Regions from separate parts of the Homo sapiens genome. Here region 1 is linked to region 2. A link is an interaction called in ENCODE POLR2A ChIA-PET data of the cell type or tissue named here. Cell type or tissue: PC-9. All regions are shown on one strand. Links, peaks and the distances in the headings refer to the core of each region. The heading gives the core; the rest is flanking DNA.

Evidence for each region. ChIA-PET counts read pairs that join two places held together with the same protein. Peaks named below come from ENCODE experiments on the same cell type or tissue, not always from the same donor. Only the 100,000 strongest peaks of a DNase experiment are listed, where the experiment ranks them.
Region 1: POLR2A ChIA-PET joins it to region 2 with 10 read pairs; 4 of 35 experiments call an interaction of 5 or more read pairs at or near these places.

Annotation. Positions count from the first base shown.
Region 1 is chr22:32,660,762-32,669,266 of GRCh38, forward strand. All of the region lies in intron 6 of SYN3 (synapsin III), which reads right to left. It overlaps LOC105373002 (a long non-coding RNA gene), which reads left to right. Exons shown (of 4, transcript XR_938176.4): 4 at 1-3,805. Among named protein-coding and RNA genes, the nearest start is that of SYN3-AS1, 90 kb to the left of the region's middle. RefSeq lists an enhancer at 167-1,366. In PC-9, for the core only: no CTCF peak of the experiment used is centred there; a DNase peak (open chromatin) is centred at 5,090; H3K27ac peaks cover 834 bases.
Region 2 is chr22:32,611,280-32,619,784 of GRCh38, forward strand. All of the region lies in intron 6 of SYN3 (synapsin III), which reads right to left. Among named protein-coding and RNA genes, the nearest start is that of SYN3-AS1, 41 kb to the left of the region's middle. RefSeq lists an enhancer at 4,856-5,355. In PC-9, for the core only: no CTCF peak of the experiment used is centred there; no DNase peak of the experiment used is centred there.

The DNA.
Region 1 (8,505 bases), core at 2,887-6,886, 51 kb after region 2:
CTACGCAGAGTCTGGCCCAGAGCAAGGATTAAGGGTCTTGGCCGAAAAAAAGTGAAGCTTATTTTAAGCAAGAACTTAAAACAGACTCTCACCTAAGGACCACCACCCAGGCGAGGGCTTCTTGGGCCATTAACATCCTTGACCTCAAAGATGGAAATTGCAAGATGGGAGACTGAGAGTGCCGTTCAAGGTTCCCTAATGTGAGCCATTGGAGACATGGCTGGGATCAACTTTAACCTATCTCTGCTCAAAAGGTGTCAACCTTGTCCACATCAGCCAGGATGTCAAGGTGGAGAGGATAGAAATTCCGGATCTGGCTGAGTCTAGTGCCCACCAGAGAAAACTTTGGCCTTTAATCTGGGATTTTTACATCATTTTCTTCTCTAACAGAGGGAGAGAGAGGGGCATGAGTTGGGTCCACCAATTGGGACAAGCAGGTCCAACCTGCTTCTCTGCTGTCTTCAATTCCATTCAGACCCCTACGCCCTGCTGCCTAGCACCTCCACCTTCCCCTCTGGGGCTCCAGCAAAGAGGAAGGCAGTCAGAACCACTCCAAAGGGTCCAATCTCCTTGCATTCCAGCCCTGGCCAAAGTCAGCCCGGGAACAAGTGGAGAGCCCCTCTTGAAGGAAGTGATTCAGAAACCATGATGGCCTGGCGGCCCGCCGTGACTCACAGCACATCAATGGGGGAATTGTCTGTAGAAGCCGAGAATTCCAAAGCTCTTTTCTTTCCTTTCTTACTTACTTTCTTTTTTTTCTTTCTTTCTTTCTTTTTTGCCCTCCCCTTGGCGGCATTGTGCAACAGCAGGGCTGCCCAGAAACATGTGGTTTTCATCATTGGCTCCACAGCTGCCCTAGAGCACTGTGGAGAAAATAAGATGGAGAGGGAACAGGATACAAGGGGACCTGTCGCGGTCAAGCAGGGTCCTTCTCTTTCCCCCCACCTTTCTTGTCAACACCAACATCCTCAAAGAGCATCTGGAACGGAAGGGAATAGAATTTTGGATCTGGGAGAAAACTTAGAGTATGTCTCATCCAATAACTCTATGTACAGATGAGGAAACTGAGGCCTCAAGAGGGGACGTAAGTGGCTTGGCAAATGTCCACAGCCAAGTTGCATCTTGCATCTTGCTGCAGTGACTGACTTTTCTTAGCCTCCAAGTCAGGAAATGTAGTTTGACAAAGGATAATTTTTTTCCATGGAATGTGACAGATGAAAAGTCATACCAAGTTTAGTTATAAATCTCTCCATTGTCCCTTTCCCCTTATCTACCAGTCTAGGGAGTCTGTTTTACCCGGAGTCATCTGTGGGGACACGTGCAAAATCTAAAGGTCTTTTTGCAGTTGTCATCTGATTGGTCATCTCTGTAGCATGTGAATTAATGTCCACAGGTTTCCAGGTATTCCCCCTATGCATCCACTCCTACCTCTGCAACGTCTCCTTTTCGGCATTCTTTTCTCCTCCCTTGGCTCTCAGATGCCTTAGTTCTATAGGGCTGTCTTATCTTAACTCATATCCATGTTCACGGTTTCAGTGGCTATCATTCAGCTGAGGACTCCCAAATCTTATCTATAGTCTGTTCATCATTCCTGAGCTACAGACGTGTACATACAGCTGCCTTCTCAGTGCCTTTCTTGGATTCCCCAGATGGAACTCATCATTTCCCTCCATAGCTCTTTGACTACTTTGATTTTATTACCAAGTAACTATGGGACCAATATAGTCAGTGTTCCAAAGCACATGCTTTGGCATCTTATTGACCTGGGCCTGACTCCCAGATATGCCACTTAACTGGCTACGGGTCTTTGGCCAAGTTACTGACCTTTCCAAGTTCCTCATCTGTAAAATGGGGGTAATAAAAATACCTACTTCATAAGGCTGTCATTAAGAGGAAATGAGTTAATACAATAGCATTAACACAATGCCTGGCACATAATAAATACTCAATTACTGCTGAGCTGTTATTTTTATTATGTACCTCAGCATCCTCCCAACTTGAGCCACACTGAATTCTTAGCACTTAAAATATTTACTGACCACATATGTGTTCCAAGCACTGTGCGTGGTATAGAATTACATGAGTGGATAGATGAATTTTCTGTTTTAAAATTGCCTTACAAAGTATCCCCATTTTACAGATGAGGAAGACAATCACTTTCTGAGAAAAGCAAACAACCAACCAAGAGATTCCCTCATGTTCCTTCTTACTAGCCAATAATTTATACTGAATATGATGACACAGAAAAAAAGAAAAAGGTAGGCCAATTCATAGTTCACTTTTCTTTTAGTCCTTACTTACTCAACAGTAAGCCTCAAGTAGAGGGGGTTGGAAGAATGTGTGTGCATCCAGAAGTGAAATAAAAACAGTTGAGTTAGTTTTGTGTAGCATGGTTGTGTAAGAGGAAACCCCTTTCGCTTGGCTCTCATTTTCTCTTGCTGCCGCCATGTAAGACGTGCCTTTCGCCTTCTGCCATGATTGTGAGGCCTCCCCAGCCATGTGAAACTGTAAGCCCATTCAACTTGTTTTTCTTTTCTTTTCTTCTCTTTTTTTTTTTTTTTGAGTCTCACTCTGTCGCCCAGGCTGGAGTGCAGTGGCGCCATCTTGGCTCACTGCAAGCTCCGCCTCCCGGGTTCACGCCATTCTCCTGCCTCAGCCGCCCGAATAGCTGGGAGTATAGGCACCCACCACCACGCCCGGCTAATTTTTTGTATTTTTAGTAGAGACGGGGTTTCACCGTGTTAGCCAGCATGGTCTCGATCTCCTGACCTCGTGATCCACCTGCCTCGGCCTCCCAAAGTGCTGGGATTACAGGCATGAGCCACCACGCCCAGCCTAAACCTCTTTTTCTTTATAAGTTACCCAGTCTCGGGTATGTCTTTATTAGCAGTGTGGGAACTGACTAATACAGCATGTAGGAACTATGAAATATGAATTGTGTAATTTTATTGATTCTGCTTATGAGTTCAATGTTTTCATATTTGCATTTAAAATTTTGCATTGCACAATGTAAAAGTAAATGGTAAAATCCACGTGAATAATGTAAAATTTCATTTATTTATTTTACCTAGAATGATATTAAATAGCAATTAAAACAGCATTATGACAAGTCAAGAGAGAGATAGTGGAAGGAAAGAAAAAGCTTTATATTTAGTATCTTTAACAGCATTCCCCCCCCACACTGCACATTTTGAAAAAGGGATCCTGCAAATTATGTAGCCATCCCTGACTAAGATAGGGAAATGTCTTTGAATTTTAGACTTGAGAAGAGACTATGAAAAGTCTCTCAGAGAACCCTGCTCTGCTCACCACCCATCATATTGTATGTGAAGATGGTAAGAGCTACAGGGAGTCTTAAGGTCACACAGGGAGCAAGTAGATAAACCAAGACTGGTGCCCATGCCATCTGACTCCATTCCTTCCTAGTCTAGCATTCTTCACCTAATGTGTGCTCTTCCTTCTGTCAGAAATCCCACCTTATGACTTGGAGATAAGATTTCCCCTTTGCAATTGAAACCATCCAATCAGTACTTGGCTGATGATGTGCAATTGATATGCCTTCCATCCAAGGCCAGGGAGACTTGGCCAGCACTTGGTTAAAAGTAATAAATAGTTTTCAGGGGAAAATCTAGTGGTCGGTGTTTTAGTCCTTGTCTTTCTTGACCTAACAGCAGCATTTATTTATTTATTTATTATTTTTTATTTCCATAGGTTTTTGGGGAACAGGAGGTGTCTGGTTACATGAATGAGTCCTTTAGTGGTGATATCTGAGATTTTGGTGCACCTGTCACTCGAGCAGCATACACTGTACTCAATTGGTCGCTTTTTTTTTTTTTTTTTTTTTTTTTTGACAGAGTCTCGCTCTGTCGCCCAGGCTGGAGTGCAGTGGTGCGATCTCGGCTCACTGCAAGCTCCGCCTCCTGGGTTCATGCCATTCTCCTGCCTCAGCCTCCCTTGTAGCTGGGACTACATGCGCCCGCCGCCAAGCCCGGCTAATTTTTTGTGTTTTTAGTAGAGACAGGGTTTCACTGTGTTAGCCAGGATGGTCTCGATCTCCTAACCTCATAATCTGCCCGCCTCGGCCTCCCAATCTGCCCGCCTCCACCTCCCAAAGTGCTGGGATTACAGGCGTGAACCACTGCACCCAGCCTAATTTGTAGTCTTTTATCCCTCAACCCCTCCCACCCTTTCCTCCCGAATCCCCAAAGTCCATTGTATAATGTATAATTCTTTTTTTTTTTTTTTTTTTTTTTTTTGGGGCAGAGCCTGTTCTGTCACCCAGGTTAGAGTGCAGTGGTGCCATCCCGGCTCACCACAACCTCTGCCTCCTGGTTCAAGGGATTCTCATGTCTCAGCCTCCCACATACCTGGGACTACAGGCATGTTCCACCACGCCTAGCTAATTTTTGTATTTTTAATAGAGACAGGGTTTTGCCATGTTGGCCAGGCTGGTCTTGAACTCCTGGCCTCAGGTGATCCACCCACCTTGGCCTCCCAAAGTACTAGGATTACAGGTGTGAGCCACCACACCTGGCCCATTGTATCCTCCTTATTATGCCTTGGCATCCTCATAGCCTAGCTCCTACTGATGAGTGAGGAACATATGATGTTTGGTTTTCTATTCCTGAGTTACTTCATTTAGAATAATGGTTTCCAATTCCATCCAGGTTGGTGCAAATACCATTATTTTATTCCTTCTTATGGCTGAGTAGTATGCCACAGTGTGTGTATATATATATATATATATATGTCTCACATATATCACAGATTTTTATCCATTAATTTCATTGATTAATAGGCATTTGGGCTGGTTCCATATTTTTGCAATCGCGAATTTTTAGCAGCAGAATTTAATCACGCGCTCTTCTGTCAAACACTTGTGTGTTTTGGCCTTTAGGACCCAACCTCCTACCTTGCTGGCTGCCCTCCCTTAGTCGCCATCACAGATTCCCCTCTACCTTCCTGACTTTGTATCAGTGAAGTGTCTCAGGGGTCAGCTCTCAGACCTTTTCTCTTTTTCTGTCCATACTCATTCCTTTAGTAACCTCATGTAGCCTAATGACTCTTAACACTATCTATATGCTGATTACTCATCTGTTTATACTTCTAGCCCTGACCTCTCCCTGAATTTGTTCTAACATGTCTAACTGCTTTCTTGACATCTGCACTCTGATGTCCAACGAAATCACACACTATATCTGTAACTGAGCCCTTGAATCTCTCCCCCAGCTCCAAACTAAGTCCTACTTCAGTTAATGGCAGCATCAGGTCAAAACCCTGCGGCTCTCTCGATGCTTTCTCATCTTTCACACCTCACACCCAATCCATGAGCAAATCCTAAAGCCTCTACCTTCAAAATACATTCAGAATATGGTCATTTTCCTCCACCATTACTGCTTCACCTTGGCCCAAATCACCTGCATTATGCCAGTAATCTTTGAATTGGTCTCATTTTGGTCCTCATCTCTCTTTTACCCAGAAGGGTCTCCTTGAACCACATGTCGGAGTGTGTCACTCCTCTATTCAAAACCTCTCAATAGTTTCTCATCTTACTCTAAAGAATAACCCAAACCAAACAATCCAAACAAGCCACAGAGCCTGACACCTTCAGGCATTCAGCACCAGGGCCTTAGGACTTCAGCTCTCTTGTCCCCTTTGTCCCCTCTCTCACTCTGCTCTGGCCATGTGGCCACCTTGCTCTTTCTCCAACTCACTGAGGACTCTCCCACCTCAGGCCCTTCGTCCTTGCTGGCCCTCTCCCTGGAATGCTCTTTCCCCAGGAATCTGGAAGGCTCCTTCCTTCACCTGCTATGGGTCATTATCAGATGTAACCCCTCTCATGAGGCCTTCTCTGGTCACCTTGTTTAACACGGTGGCCCCTTCTGCTCCCCATGCACATTCCCCATCTCCCATCCCTGATTTTTATTCCCCATAACACTTATCTCCATCTAACATGCCATCCAGTTGACTTTATTTTCTGTTCATTGTCTGTTTCCCCCTGTTGGAATGTAATTGCTTATTTGTCTGTCTTGATGTATTTTGTTCAAATATCTAAGCCTGCCTTGCGGTGGGCTGTGGTCTAGGTAACGTGATGGCCAAGGATTTACCAAGGAATAATGAACCACCTCCCCACCTCGACCAAGCTCCATGAATGTCTTTGACTCCATATTCCAGCCTCTACCTGGAATGTCCTTTGTCTGTTTCTCTGAATACCATGCCATCCTTCAAGGTCTGGTTGAAAAGTGATCTCCTCACGGAACACAAGGTCAGGAGATCAAGACCATCCTGGCTAACACAGTGAAACCCTGCTAAATTATGCCCCTTTTTGTTTTATTCACAGACTTTAGAACCAAATCTCAGGGTAACATACAATCTCTCTTCCTTCCTTCCTCCCTTCCTTCCTTCCTTCTTTCATTCCTTCTCCCTCACTCGCTCACTCCTTTCCTCCCTTTCTTTCTTCTCCATTCCTTCTTCCTCACTCACTCACTCCCTTCCTCCCTTGCTTCCTTCTTTCATTCCTTCCTCCTTCCCTCCCTCCCTTTTCCCCTTTCTTTATTCTCTCTTTCCTTCCATCATGCTTTCTGTAAGACTGAAGGGATCATACTATGTATATCATTTGACACTTAGTTTTTTTCAAGATGACAAATATCTTGACATATTTTTCTATCAGCATGGAGTAGCCTATAGTACTAAAGTTTATTAAACCAGTCCCTGCTGATCACACAAAAGTATTGCAAAGTCTTGGCACACCGTCTTTGCGCACTTGCTTAGGTTTTTGGGTAGGTCAAGTTCCTTAAAGTGGGTTGCTGGGTCAAAGGGGATGCACATTTTTATTTGCTAAATTGCTGGGTTGCCTTCCAAATCCATACCACTGTATACTTTAGTATGTGTTCATTTTTATCTCCATAAGGCATCATATAAGAGAGCTCTCCTTCTGCATTTCGCTTAGGTTTTTGGAAAAGTCAGTCAGTCAAGGTCGGGAAAGAAGAGGATCGGGGAAGGCTTCCAAGAGGAGATCACTTTTCTTTCTTTCTTTCTTTTTTTTTTTTTTTTTGAGACGGAGTGTCGCTCTGTCGCCCAGGCTGGAATGCAGTGGCGCCATCTCTGCCCACTGCAAGTCCGCCCGGGTTCATGCCATTCTCTTGCCTCAGCCTCCCGAGTAGCTGGGACTACAGGTGCCTACCACCGTGCCCAGCTAATTTTTTTGTATTTTTAGTAGAGACGGGGTTTCACCCTGTTAGCCAGGATGGTCTCCATCTCCTGACCTGATCCGCCTGACTCAGCCTCCCAAAGTGCTGGGATTACAGGTGTGAGCCACCGTGCCCAGCTTGGTTGTTCTTTACTTTATGCTCCTTCACAGTGTTTGAATTGTATACAAGGACACTTTTACCACAAGGAGTGATATAAATGTTTGAAAAATCACCTCATAGATGCAGAAGTAGAAAGTATACATGAAGAGTGTAAATTAGGTTTTACTTTAAAAGTAATCAATTGTTTAGAAGTGTTAAAAGAAACTGTGGATGAGAAATTGTTACATAATTATCTTTTCAATGAAAATGACAATCGGTTTTGTTTCTCCTCACTTCCCTCATTTCCACCCCCCCTTCCTTCACTCCTTTCCCCTTCTCTTTCCCCTCTTCCTGTGGATGAGAAATTGTTACATTGTTATTAACTTTTCAGTGAAAATGACAATCAGTTTTGTTTCTCCTCACTTCCCTCATTTCCCCCTCCCTCCTCCCTTCACTCCTTTCCTTCCTTTCTCCTTCTCCTTCTCCTTCCCCTCTTCCTTCCTCCTCCTTCCTCCACTCCTGCCTTCCCTTCTTCCTTTGTTGTTGTTGTTGGAAGCTGCAGGTATTTCAAGGAGCCAGCAATCCCATTGCAGAACTGATGTAAAGGGACAAACAGCATGGAATTAGGGCTGCCCAAATGTAATGCATGCTACACAAAAATGCTTCCAGTGAGTCTATCTGGGGATGAGGGCAGGGAGAAGGAGGAGAGGTTGGCTTTTAGCTTCACATTGTCCCCGTGCACTCCTGGACCTGCCATCTGCCCCATGAAAGGCCCCAGTGTTCAGATTGCTGCTGCTGAAACTCCCCTTAGGATCCAGAGTGGGCCCAGGCTCATGGTGCCCTGTGTTCTAGGAGCCACATGATTTCACAAACTCACCCTTGCATTTGCTACATTCTTAGCAGGGCCCTGGAACAAAGGAGACATTGAATAAAAACAGTTGACATTTATTAAGCTCTTACTATTATGTGCCTGACTTAGGTTACCTTTTATAATTTCTCAAAAATCCTATGAGGCAGGTATGTAAATCTATATTTTGCAGATACAGAAACTGAGTCATAGGCTAAGTAATTTCCCTAGGCTTGTAGATCTGGGATTTGAAACCGGGTTCTTAGACACTAAGGCTAGTCCTTTAACTACACCCTTTACTGCCTCCAAAAATTATGCTGAATGCTCTGATATCCTGTCAGGAGATATTTTTCTCTAATAAAATAGGGA
Region 2 (8,505 bases), core at 1,631-5,630:
TTTTGTTTTTTTTTTTTTTTTTTTTTGTGGGGGGGATGGAGTCTCGCCCTGTTGCCCAGGCTGGAGTGCAATGGCACCATCTCGGCTCACTGCAACCTCTGCCTCCCAGATTCAGATGATTCTCCTGCCTCAGTCCCCCGAGTAGCTGGGATTACAGTCACGCACCACCATGCCTGGCTAATTTTTGTACTTTTAGTAGAGGTGGGGATTCACTATGTTGGCCAGGCTGGTCTCGAACTCCTGACCTCGTGATCTGCCCGCCTCGGCCTCCCAAAGTGCTGCGATTACAGGCTTGAGCCACCGCACCCAGCTGAGCTAGATCTTTTGTACAATTATTGGGGTGAGCAAGATCTCTGCTTCTGGCTTATTCTTACTTTGTCATCCCATGAGCAAGGTGATAAAGAGAAGGGCTAAGAAGGAAGAATGTTCAGGATGCTGTGACGTGATAAGAAACATGCATTTAGTCTGTGCTTCCAGTTCCTGAGACAGAGCTCCTAAAAGCCTTGTAATTTCCTGAGTGACAGGGGTGCTGGGAGCATCTTTTGTTCTAATGAGGCCACTCTTGGTGGGCTCCTGGATAGCTTCAGGATGGGGGCTGGTCACCAGATTGAGGCTTGAATCTTTCAGTCCCACCCTTCATCCTCTGGGAAGGAGAGATGGGATAGAGATTGAACTAATAATTCTTCATGCCTATGTGATGAGGCTTCCATAAAAATCCCTCAACTACAGAACTGGAGAGCTTCCGGGTTGCTGAAAACCTCCGTGTGCTAGGAGGGTGGTGTGCCCCAACTCCATGGTGATAGAAGCTCCTGTCCTTGGGACCCTTCTGGATTTTGCCCTATGTTCCTCTTCATCTGACTGTTCTTTATATCCTTTCTCACATCTCTTATAATAAACCAATAAATATAAGTAAAGTGTCTCCTGAATTATGTGAGCAGTTATAGCAAATTATCAAATATGAGCAGGGACTTATGCGAACTCCAACTCCAACTCCAACCAGTCAGACAAAAGTGTGGGTACCATGGGCACCCAAATTTGCAACTGGCTTCTGAAGTGGGGGACAGTCTTGTGGGACTGAGCCCTTAACCGGTAGGATCTATGCTAACTCCAGATAGTTAGTGTCAGAATTGAATTCAATTGCAGGACACTCAGTTGGTATCCACAGAGAACTGGATAATCACTTGGTATGGAAAACCCACATATTTAGTGTCAGAAGTGTTGCGAGTAGAAAAATAGTTTCGCTTTAGGGGCTAAAGAAAAAAGTATAGAGAAATACTGGAGGCCACGCATGGTGGCTCACGCCTGAAATCCCAACATTTTGGGAGGTCAAGGCAGGAGGATCGCTTAAGGCCAAAAGTTAAAGACCAGCCAAGGCAACATAGTAAGACCTTGTCTCTATAAAAGAAAAAAAAATTAGCCAGGCATGGTGGCACATGCCTGTAGTCCCAGCCACTTGGGAGGCTGAGGTGGGATGATCACTTGAGCCCAGGAATTGGAGGCTGCAGTGAGCAGCTGCACCACTGAACTCCAGCCTGGGTGACAAAGTGAGACCCTGTGTCCTAAATAAATAAATAAATAAATAAATGATATGGTTTGGCTCTGTGTCCTCACCCAAATCTCATGTTGAATTATATTTCCCAATGTTGGGAGGAGGGACCTGGTGGCAGGTGATCGGATCATGGGGGCAGATTTCTCCCTTGCTGTTCTTGCGATAGTAAGGGAGTTCTCACGAGAACTGATGGTTTAAAAGTGTGTGGCACTTCCTCTTCTCTCTCTCCTGCTGCCATGTGCAAATGTGCCTGCTTCCCCTTCACCCTCCTACCATGATTGTAAGTTTCCTGAGGCCTCCCCAGCCATGCCTCCTGTACAGCCTGTGGAACTGTGACTCAATTAAGCCTCCTTTTTTTTTAATAAATTAAAAAATTTTAATTAATTTTTTAAATAAAGTACCCAGTCTCAGGTAGTTCTTTATAACAATGTGAGAATGAATTAATATAATACAGTAAATAAATAACAAATAAATAAATATGAATAAATAAATATTGGTACAGGGTACCAGCAGCAGGGTAGGAGAGAGAATTATCTCTAGCCCTCCCTCCTCCTTGCAAGGCCATTGCCTCCTCCCTTCTGAAAATGACCTTCATTTTTTCAAGAGCTCTTATGCCATGGCTAACTTTGAAGCCATTCAGAGGGGAAGCTTTGAGACCTGGAGTTAATCCTGCCAACAAGGAAAGCTAAAGTTGGGTTTGCCCTGATATATTTATTTCCACGTTTATTTGAGTTCCGTGAGGGCAAGGATAGCATTCATTTTGTTCATTGGTTGCCCAACATGGAGTAGGTCCTCTGTAAGGATTCGTTGATGGGATTCATTGAATGAATGTAGGCACACAGATTGCCGAGAGCTCTGTAAACGTCAGGTGCTGTTGTTGTTACCATTATCATTATTACGTATTGACTGAACTACTTTTAGAGTATCAAAAACTCCCCTGTATCAAACCCTCTGCCATTCCAGGTGACTGGTGCTCTCTTGGTGTCTTTGTTGTTTTTCAGCCCTGCCTAGGGTGCACCATGCTTTCTTTAGCTTCTCCTTCACCCTTCCTTCCACCTACGGAAGAGGCTGCAAAACACAGTGAGCACTTAAAACTACAGTCTTTGAAGCCAGACCACCTGCGCTTGAATCTCAGCCCTACCACTGCTGAGCTGTGTGTCCTTGGGCAAGTTGCTTCACTTCTCTGTGCTTCAAGTTCTGCATTTGTGAATAGGGCTAAAAGTAGGATGCTCCACAGAGGTTGTCTCAGGGTTTAAATGAATTAACCGGCACAAAGCACTCAGCTGGGCATACAGGGAGTGCTGGCTGTTGGTATTATTGTTGTTAACCCAACTGCATTCCTGCAACTGCTGTTCTGTCTCACTCCATTGCTCTCAGCTTTCCAAAGTGACATCTGACAGGAGGAATCTGGGCTTCCGTGGTAGAGGCTGGCAGGGGTTTAATGGGCTACCGGTGTGCCATGTATCTGCAGCCGATGGATGTGTGTGGGTAACAGGGAAGGCTGCCCTGAGATACTGACTCTGAGCCCAAAGAGAGAGATGGACAAGGGTCACTCCAGCTCCTTCCTGGGCCTGGGGTCAGGCAGCTCTGTATGGACACAGTGGAGGGATTTGATGGTCCCTTGAGGGTTATTGCAGCTGCCAAGACCCCCAGTTTTCTTCATTACACTATATTGGGGTCTCCCCTTGAGTGGACAGGGGGATGAACCCTGTCTGACCAGTGGTGGGGAGGTGGGGACTCACAGGTCACCCAGAGCAGCAGAGCTCCTTCATCACACAAAGGAGGAAACTGAGGCCTGGGAAGCAGAGACTGTGGGCAGGTCCCATTTCTAGTCATCATCCTTCAATCTCCACTTCATTCTGCATTTGTAGCTATTATTAATGATATACAAAAGGCCGAAGGCATTACCTCAACTTTATAAATAAGGAAACTGAGGTTCAAGCTTGTCAAATGAAGCTGTGAAACCCAAGCCTTAAAACTCAAGAGCGGGGCCCCCTCCTCGGAATCCAGAAGTAGTTTTGTTCCATCCCCAGTCTTCTGCACTGGAAAAAAAACTTTATGAAGCACATACTGTGCTGGCCCCATGGAAACAGCCCCTGACTCCAAGGGACCTTTTATTCTGCAAATTTCAGACAAATGTTCCAAAAAAAAAAAAATACTGCCAATGGGGAAGAATAATTGGAAAGTAAAAAATTACCCCCACCGTGGTTGGGAGCCGACAGTGGTGACACTCTGCTAAGTGCTGATGTGCGTTTAACTCCTTTGATCCTCGCAATGACTCTTTGAAAGCTACAGATGGGAGGCCGGGTGCGAGTGGCTCATGCCTGTAATCCCAGCCATGGGAAGAATCCCAGACTTTGGGATCCACCGCTGAGGTGGGTGGATCACCTGAGGTCAGGAGTTCGAAACCAGCCTGGCCAACATGGTGAAAGCCGGTCTCTACTAAAAATACAAAAATTAGCTGGGCATGGTGGCAGGCGCCTGTAATCCCAGCTACTTGGGAGACTGAGGCATGAGAATCCCTTAAACCAGGAGGCGGAGGTTGCAGTGAGCTGAGGTTGTGTCACTGCACTCCGGCCTGGGCGTCAGAGCAAGACTTCATCTAAAAAAAAAAAAAAAAAAAGAAAAAAAGAAAGAAAACTACAGATGGAGAAATGGAGTCAGGGAGGGAACAACAGGGGCACAGGGTCGCAGTAAGTGGCAGGGCTCGGCTCCATCCAGCTCTGCCACATTCTGGAGGAGGTGGGAAAAGTCACAAGGTGGGAACGCCACTGCTCTCAGTTTAGGGAGTGGGCTTTGAGGGATAGCACGCTCTAATAAGGGAATCATACTTGTTCTAAGAGGCTGGCCATGAAGCAGTTTTAAACCCACCCTAGTGTGTGAAACATCACAGCAGTGCTCAGAGAGAATAACACAGGCCGCTTTTTCCCACCTGTCTGCAGGGAGTAGAGATTTGGGAAGAGGAGGGCTGTTTTGGGGCTCGTTCACAGCACGGCTGGGCCAGAGGAGGTCTTCCTGGGAGAAAGGGCATCCAGGTACGACAGGGACAGCTTCTCAGCTGCAAAGTGGAGGGAATGCAATGGGGGCGGAGTCTCCCTAACTTCTGTGAGTGAACGTGTGGGAATGGATTGGCTGAAAGCCAAGCTGCAAGATCCTCCCTAGGTCACAACTGGCCTGGCAGACGGAGCCTTCCTAGACACCTGAAGTTCCCAGGGAATGCAGGATGCCAGGAGTTCCCTGCAAGCTGCGAGGAGAGAGGGGCATTCCCCTGGACCCAGCCAGGAGCCGGAGTGACAGCACTGAGTTTCCGTGTAGAAGCCCCCAGGGAAGGGTGCAGAGTTCGCAGGGCCTGCTCTCCTGCATGGGGGCAGGAGGTGGGGGGCAGGAGGTGAGGGGCAGCAGGAGCCTCGAGGTGGCGAGCTGGTCCATGGTCCTTTACTGCAGGCTCAGTGGCCCAGGACCAGCCAGGAAACTTCCAGGGTCTCTGACAGAGGGGAAAACGACCAGGGCCCAAACACGACTAGGGCCTTATGCTAAGGACGGACATGTCTCTGGCTGAGGGGCCCCTTTGAGGGAGGAGTCATTGCTGACACCTGGTGATGAAGGTCACAATTGTTCAGTGTCTCCTTGTGGCAGTCGGGCCACAGTAGCCGCACAGACACAGGGCACTGAATCCACACGAGAGGCCTGTCATAGTGCTGAGTATAATAGCATCCCTAGTTCACAAACAAGACCACTGAGACTCAATTCAATAGCTTGTCCAGGCAAGGCTGAAGCCAGAATCCATGCTTGGGGACCAGATCGCCTCTCTGGGGGACACAGAAAGGACCCAGACCCTACCCTCGAAGGGTTCCCAGGCTGGTGGGGGCAGCAGATCTGTAAGCAAATGATTTCAACTCAGAAATATCAACATTCAGGAGAATTACGAAGAAAAAATGCTATAGAAGCAAAGAAGAGTGAGTGATGACCTGTGGAGGACAGGAGGTTGTTGGAAGAGGTATCATGGACAGTGCATAGGGGAAATTTGCACTGGGCTTTGCTGGTCATGCAGGAGTGTGCCCAACAGAGGAAAGGACGTTCCAGGCAGAAGTGGCCACAAAGGACACAAGGCCCAAAGGTGTGAAAGTGGTTGGAGGATTCAGGAAACAGGGCCAACCACAGGGATGGAAGGTCAATGGAAGGCGCTGCGGGAGGGAAGGGCTGGCCAAGGCTTCACGTTTAAGAAGGGCCTCAAATAGAGATTCCTCAATGGTCTCTCCAAATGAGGGCAGACATACAATCACTACGCCGTGTGTGTATGGATGTGGGTGTGTGTTAAAAACATTGGCTTGTTAAACGTGCACATTAAAGCTGTACCACAAATTCAGTTATTCTGCCCCCAACAAACTTGGAGCCTCAACAAAAAAAGAAGGACCCTCCTCATCTGTCAGAAATACATGCTGAAGTATTTTCAGATGAAAGGACATGGTGTCTTGGATTGGCTTTAAAATAATCCAGTGTGGGGTTTGGAGCGGGGATGGGTGGGGACGTGGAGGTGATGAGATTGGGCACGTCCTGGAACTGGGCAATGGGAATACGGAGGCGCCTCACATCACTGACTCTGCATTTGCTTACATTTGAACATTTCCATGACACATCTTTTTTTTTCTTTTTTTTTTTTTAAAGAGAGAGAGCCCCTTGTTCTGAGTCATCCCGTGGAGCTCAGGATATTCAGTATAGGGAGAGAGAAGGATGAATGATGGGGAAGCGGGGTGGGACCCAGGGCTGAAAGGTAGATTTGGAGCCAAATTGTAAAAAGCCTCGTAAACTATTCTGAGAAGTTTGGACTTAATCCTGCAAATAGTGGGAAGCCCAGTAAAGAATTTTTAGTAGGGGAATGACACCATTAGATTCTCATTTAAGAAAGAACTCTTCTCTGGCTGGTGCCTGGAAGATGGAAGGGGTGTGTGTGAGGGAGGCAGGGTTAGGGAGAGGAGGGGTTGGGGTCAGGGAGAGGACCCTGCCCGAGGCTTGAGGAGAGCTTGTCAGCTGCGAGTCTAGGTGGGCGACCTGCCTTCTCCTCTATGCTGTTTCTGGAGCAAGACCTCTTCTATCTGCCTTAGTAGTAGGCACTCTATTGTGATTACTTATCACAATAAGTAATTCCTTATTGCAATACATCAATAAGGATCACTTAGTGACTCTCTCTCTGGCTAGACTAGGTGTAGCCACATCACGCCTATCTCAGTCCCTTCTTATCCCCGGAGCCTGGCATGACGCCTGGTAATAAACCACTGTTAAGTGAATACGGAAATGTATAGCACAGGGCTCTCCCTAACCACTAAATCTTTGATGATCGAACGGACAGATCCAGCACAGTGCCTGACACAGAGTCGTAGAGTAGCCCCTCAATAAATGTTCGGGAGCCAAACTGAGCTCGTGTGAAATTGTAGGAAACTGATGCCTGAGTGGGGCGAGGAGGGTTCAGGTCTCCCCTTAGGAAAAAGCAATTTCCTCCCAGCACGAGAGCTTCCAAAAAGGCAGTGGTTTCCAAGCTGAAAGTGGATGGGAACAAACAAACCGGGCACAAGGTTTGTCTATGAATGTGTCAGCCCTCGAAACTTATGTCTCCACATCTCTCTTGGCTCCTTGATGAGGTGCTTCCTCCATTTCAGATGGATGGTGTTTCTTTCCCCCTTCTAAAAAAAGCTTCTAGATGCTTTTAAATTAGGCAAATGAGCAAGGGCAATGTTCATTTTCCCCCCTTTCATTCTGAAAATGTGTGGCGTGCCAGAAGGCCTTTGGACGGAATGTTCAGAGGCTGCATAATAGAACAAGAGAGGCTGCCAAGCTCCTAAATCACTAACCAGACAATCTCAGGCCCTGGGACTTAGAGACCCCTGGGACAACATCATGAGCTGAGTCCGCAACAAGTGAAAAGATGGCCCACAGCCCAAGGTCTCAGCAGGAAAGGAAGCCCCTACCTTGAACAGCTGAAAGTTCAAAGTGGGCCACAGCTCCTTAAGCTCAGCTCTCTAGGAGTTGCCTGGTGATGGAGGACCTTGGGCCCCCTTCTGTAAAACCTCAGGGAGTAGATCCAATGCCAACACTTTCTTTGTGAAGCTCAGTTTACCCACTGGTAAAATGGGTCTAAGCTGAAGGACTGCAAAATAATAGAGAGGACTCTAAATGCAGGTGTTTCTACCTGTGACCTCCTCTCTATAGAATCTGTGAGGTCCAGAGCCTTAATATTGAGCATTTGGTTGCAGGGCCAGCAGCATCAGCATCACCTGGGCTCTTGTTAGAAATGCAGACTCTCAGGCCCCACCCCAGACCGGCTGCTCAGATTCTGCATTTTCACAGCATGCTTAGGTGATTCATGAACACGTTGAGGTCCGACAGCACTGGCCTACCTAACCATATGATCGTGGCTAAGTCGCTTTACCACTGGATTTTAATTTATTCATTTGTAAAATAAAAGTGATTAATTTAAATGGCACATAGACCTGAAATCCTATAAAGTTCATAGCCTGCTAATAAATACCAGCCTTTGATCCCAAAATGTACATAGGAGTTCCACCCCTGTTCTGAAATACCAGGTTTTGAATTGGGTCAGATAATCAACAGTGGAGGTCACTGGGTCAGACTGTGCTAGAGTGATGTGGAGGAATAAATGTGAACATTCATTCTGGAGGGTCTAGGACAAACCCATTTGAAATACTGTGTTACACTATGAGCCCTTAAATCTCAAATTTTGGTTTGGAAAATAGAGGCTCCCATAGCATCAGACACAGTCCCAACTCATGTTAGGTTGATTGCACTGATAGTATCAATTACTGACTTTCCTGTGTCCATGACCTTTACAACATGACTATGCAGTTCCTTCCACCAAGAGAAGGCATCTGTTTTCCCACCCTTTGAATCTGGGCTGGCCTTGAGACTTTCTTTGGCCAAGGCAGTGCAGCAGAAGTGTCCCA